2 separate regions of the Homo sapiens genome follow, and region 2 is linked to region 1. Evidence: chromatin loops called from intact Hi-C (ENCODE). Cell type or tissue: HepG2. All regions are shown on one strand. Links, peaks and the distances in the headings refer to the core of each region. The heading gives the core; the rest is flanking DNA. Region 1 has its middle 960 kb from the start of LINC01966. Region 2 has its middle 900 kb from the start of LINC01966.

Region 1 (2,821 bases), core at 3-2,502:
TTTGCCAAAATCCAAACTTTCGGGACTCTTAAGCTGCTTAATTTTTATATTCATAAAACACAATCCATGGTATATTTTTGTTTGGAGAGCTAATTGCATAAGACTTCTTGAGTTGTGATAGATTTTGCTAAAAGATGTTTAACCTCATAGTTATCATGTCAACTTCAATTCATATCAGATTCCATGTTAGTTATTTAGACCTGCATGAATGACAAATACTAAAAGTCACGTATATTTCATGTATTTATCATGTCTTGAAGGAGCCATGAAAAATGAACAGAGAAGCAAAGGATGAGTGTTCTAATCTTGCTTGGCTCTGTTGTTTAAAATAGTCTTGAGACTTCAGAAAATAATGAAATCCCTTTGATCCCATTTTCTTCATTGGTAAATTAAGGAGATGCACTTAAAAATTTCAAAGAGTTGTAAAAAAATTTGAGGTTTATGTTTTCTTTTTAAATGAGAGGAATATCAAAGATGCTCAGTCTAGAGGCACATGGGTATACAGGCCTTTCATTAGTACCCATGTTTTGTCAATCTTTGACCCACATTCTATCTCAAAACCCTCCAGCATGCTCTGATATATATGAAGTACTTCTAGAATATAAATTCCACTGAACTTTTACAAAGTATTTCTATATTCATGCTTACTGATCACCATCAGAGATATTCAGTTATTTTTCTTTTCTTCTATGTTTAAAAATTTGCTAACTCTTTCCCCTTGTTCCATTTGCAGTATGTTCCTGGGATAAATCATGGTACTTTCAATTTAACTTGGTTACCTGGATTTTCACAAACAATGCACCATTCTGAAAGACTGAACTAAACGGAGGAATCAATTGTAATTGGCAAAGTTTCCCTAAGTACTATGTTGATAACATCCTCAAATAATACCTCATATAAGGAAGGATAGTTTTGCTATTTTAAAGTCCAATTTAGTAGTGCTACATTGCTGACTGTGATGTTCAAAGATATGGGGCATATGAGTAAATATTTGTCACTGGAGACCATCAGCCCATGGCGAAATAGACACCAGAACGCTACATAATTTGTGTTTGTTCAGAGAAAAGACTATTCATGTTTTTATTATCCTAATGATTAAAAAATTGCTCTTGGTGCTTGTTCCAGTAAGAGAAAAAAAATGTTCTTAAATGCTAAAACAATAGTAGCTTCTTTGGTGAGTGATGTGCCACTTAGTAATAATGCAGTGCATTTTGAACAGATCTGTAGTTTTTCAAAGACAAACATCAAATAGGAAGAAAAAGGTTATGTCACCTTCACCCTCACAGTACTGTCATTTATATGCTATCAGCTCATTAAATTCACATTAGGATACTCCATGGGACTTGAGTTGCTATTAGTGCACCTAAAATGGCATAACAAAATCTCAGTTCACTTTAAGAGAGATGGCATTGCGACATTTTGTATTTCATCACTGAATTATTACAGTCTCAGATGCATTCTGCTGTGATGGTAATGGAAGGAGGAGTACAAGAGAGGAAAGCTGTCCATTTGTTGTTCCCCAGGGAGAGAAAAAGCAAAGTTTGATTAAAAAAAAAAATTTAAGGAAGTGAAAGTAAAGCATTAACAATTTAACCCCTGTATCTAGGCTGAAAATACACAAGTAAAGGCAAATGTTACATTTTGAGATAGACTTTATAGGACTTGTTTATTTACTTAAGTAAAATGACTATATTGACTACTCGGGAGCTTGTTTGCTTAGTTGTTTTATGTCCACAGGTGCATGACCATCTGGACTTCATATTACCTTTCAGAAGTACTCACCAGTAGCAAATCACTGTCCTTTTCTATTATATTTTTAGCAGTTATATCCTTATGAAAAAAATATGGGTAGCCTCTCAAAGGTAAACAATTCCATGATAAATATGAATATTGATAGTTATCTCCATGATCTCAGAACCTTTCCATTATGATGAAGAAAAGCTTATTATCTCCTATTCTGAACAACTTGCAGTTATACAAGATTTCATGAAATAATTTTACACATTTTACAATAATAAAATTGCACACTTGTCAAAAAATAGAGACACCAATGGAAAAAGCTTGAAATAGCAATGGCTTACACAGCATACAAGAATTAGTGTTGTTCTCAAAACCAGTAAACTTATGAGAATTTTGAAGTATATTCTACCAGCAGAATTAAGAGAAGTATACGGTTGACATAATATGCTTTTACATATAGAGAAATAAATGTGTGTTTATTAAGAAATGAAATTGTATAATAACACAAGCATGCTCTCTTCTAATGATTACTTCTCAGTGGCAGAAACAGAATTTGAATAGAAGAAACAAGATTAAAGTCTTCATCCCACATCTTGAATGTTTGGACATACTAAACACAATATTTCATAATTGGGAGTTTATATTACATGTGGAACATGTTTAAAATTACAGTTCAGAATATTTAGATTTCATGACTATTGCTTTCATTTGTATCATTTGTTACATAAAGTAAAAAAATGTATCAAATATGTGAAATATAAATACCTGCTGCTTCCGAGTAGACTTTGGTTGTAGTTACAGCTCTGTTGCTGGGTGATTGGCAGCTGTAACATAAAAAAATTAAGGGGTTGAACTAGACAATCGTTAGATTTCCTAAAATTCTCTACATCTGTGTCTTACAGGAGACATCAGAGTGTTGGAAAAAGAGACCCAGTAGGAGTCCAGGCTGTTGGTCTTCACCCAGACCAAAATTAAGAAACCTAAATTAGTGAGTAATTTACTCTAGGCCTTAGTTCTCCCTTCTACAAAGTAAGGCAAAATACTTTCTGACCTCTAAAGCATCCTGAGATCTAAACTTCTC
Region 2 (2,821 bases), core at 121-2,620, 68 kb after region 1:
TGAAGGTATTTCTTTTAAAAGCATGGTAACACTATAATAAGCTAATATTGTAGACAGTATTCTGGATCTTGATTTCTAAGAACTTTGTGTCTGAGATTTCCCAAGTGTCATAATGTGCTTTGTTTTAGAGGTTTGACTGCACCCCAAAATTTAGGTCTGATCCCAGCTTTGCCACTTACTAGCTGGAGAATTTGGGGAAGACTCTTAACCTCATCTGCCTTAATTTGAGTATCTAAAAAAAAAAAGTGGGAATAATAATAGTGAAACTCCCTTCGCAAAAATTATATCAGTGAGATACTTTTGGCAGTGGGGGAGAGCCAGTCTAACCAACCACAATTCTTGCCTTTAGCTTTCAAGCTGCCTTAATTATTTCTGGGCTTAGGAAGAGCTAACTTTGGAAAATATTTAGGTTATAGTTTAAATGACAATAGTCATTCTCCTAAACTCAACAGCTTTTATAAATCTAATGAGAGACTACCAAGCTAGGGGGAGGAGAAGAGCATGAATTCTTTTAAGGTGTGGAATGGTCATAAAATATGAAACTTCTCCAATCACTCCTACAGATAACCACTATTGTAGATTGGACTTTTGAGGTATCTCTTCTGGGTTTTGCATGTCTAACACCAATAGCACCAGTAGCTGACTCAGCTCAAGAAGACAGCTTTAACCCCCTATGATTTCATCTCTAACCCAACCAACAAGCAGAAAGCACCCATTTCATAGTCACCCCCACTCCTTTCCCCAAACCATCTTTGAAAAACCCCTAACCTATAAGCCGTCGATGAGATTGATTTGAGTAATAACTCCGTCTCCTGTGTGGCCTCTTGTCAATTGAACTCTTTACTACAGTGCCATTGTCTTTATTTGGGCAGTGGCAGGAAGTATCCATGAGGTGGTTACAATAGTACCAACCTCAGGATTGCTGGGAGAAGTTAACTCATGCAAGACACTTAGAAGAGTGACAACACTTGGTAAAATACACAACAGCTATTTATTATTATTTAATAAAAACAATCACTGTCAGGTGTGAACTGCCTATATTGTGCCTTAAAGAGGTATGCAGTGGCAATCCTATAAGAGGAGAGTCAAAAAAAGGTCTTAGAACTCAGATTTATCAGTGAGATGTAATAAATTTAGTAACATCATTATTCCAAATCACATTTTCTACTGTTTCAAGCAGAAAAGACTACTTTTTTCAAGTGTGAGTTATCTGACAAGAGCCTTCCTCTGAATATTTACTTGAATGTCACCTAGGAAATACTGTTTACAATGACTCATCATGCTGGACATGGAGGGAAGACCCAGTGTTTCACTGAAACTCTCCATAGATCTTAGGGTATTGTGGTGATGTTCTCATTTCCTCTAGACACATCTGGCTTTGAGCTTTGGACTTTTCTGAACTAATTCATTTCATCACCTGATCCCTAGACTTTTATTCCATATTGTATCACACGATAATGACTACTTTTTCTAGCTTACCTCTGTGGTTCACATCACGTGCCCTGAGTCCACATCAGATTTTAGCCACTGAGTGGTAGACCATTCAGCTTCACCCCAAACCTAAGATCATCCCATTTTAGGCGCCGGCATTCTGTCTTTCTGCATTCTGTCACAAAGTCTTTTGTGGCAATGTGGGGGCTCATTGACCTGGACACAAGTGTCATCTATAAATAAAGAAGAGCTAACACCTCTAAGATGACCCTCAACCAAAGGGAAACAGGAACCTGTAGGCAGAGTGCTCCACGCTCCTGTCTTTCCTTACCATCCTGCACATTTCTGTGAGACTAGGAAGGAATGAAGGCCCTAGTGTATACAGTAGAGATCTCAATGATTCACCCTTACTCTGTTTTCCTCCTTCCTTTTTAAATTTTCTCTGCTTCTTAGAATCAGAATTTATTTATCTAAAATAAATTAACTACCTGGACACAAGTTATTTTTCCACATGGGCTTTGCCTCAGGGAGTACCTAAACTGAGTTATTCTTCCAAATTCTATTGACACAAAATGCTGGCTTAGAAGGCTTTTCTTTAAGAATGAGGACTGCAGGGGGAATTTATGTGAGAGAATTGCAAACCAGTTAAGGCTGAATAATTAGACACTCCTGTTCTTAAAATCACCCGGACTCCTCCATGACTGGAGACTCTCAACTGGCAGTATCTTACCACAGGCTCTACCCTTCTGCCAAGATGTATGGCTCACTCTGCTCCTCCCTAGACTTGGTCTCTTTCATCTCCCACCTTCATCCCCTAATCCCTCTTAAACTTACAAATTAGCAGTTTATCTATTATTGGTTTTCTTGGTTTATTGTAGTGTTGGTCTGCGAAATATTTTCCCGAAGTTTGTTATCTCAATGGAAGAAATCTCTGGGACAAGAGGTTGAAGTAACAATACTTCCCCTATTAGACTAGCATTGTTTACTAAACGTAGAAATTCTAATAGGGTACCCAGTAAATGGGACTTGTTTTTTTGTTTGTTTGTTTTTTTCCAAAAGAAGTTTCTAAGAGATACTAAGCAAACAGGAGCCATTATATTAGAACAGAAATTCTTTGATTTTTTTCCCTCAACATTTGGATGGTTTCCATTATCTCAGAGGGTAATACTAATTCTTTGCTGACTCAGAAAGACTTTTCTAATTTTCGGAAATATATCATAACAAGGAATGTAGTGCTTTTACCAAGACTGCTTAGTAAAATCCATGAGGTTGCTAAAGGTGTGACTCTCCCAGACTACAAATCTTTAACAAGCACCTAAACATAATTGAGCATATAGTTTTAAATCTCTTCCAATTTCTTCATTGAGTTTGCAGTTTTCAAACATGAGTG

What was found. A loop is a pair of places that touch in the nucleus more often than their neighbours do. Peaks named below come from ENCODE experiments on the same cell type or tissue, not always from the same donor. Only the 100,000 strongest peaks of a DNase experiment are listed, where the experiment ranks them.
Region 2: a loop joins it to region 1, with 2.1 times the contacts of the local background. A loop is called at or near these places in 1 of 110 quality-filtered maps.

Annotation. Positions count from the first base shown.
Region 1 is chr2:145,844,284-145,847,104 of GRCh38, reverse strand. No RefSeq gene overlaps it. Among named protein-coding and RNA genes, the nearest start is that of LINC01966, 960 kb to the right of the region's middle. In HepG2, for the core only: no CTCF peak of the experiment used is centred there; DNase peaks (open chromatin) are centred at 974 and 1,364.
Region 2 is chr2:145,776,046-145,778,866 of GRCh38, reverse strand. No RefSeq gene overlaps it. Among named protein-coding and RNA genes, the nearest start is that of LINC01966, 900 kb to the right of the region's middle. In HepG2, for the core only: no CTCF peak of the experiment used is centred there; a DNase peak (open chromatin) is centred at 1,306.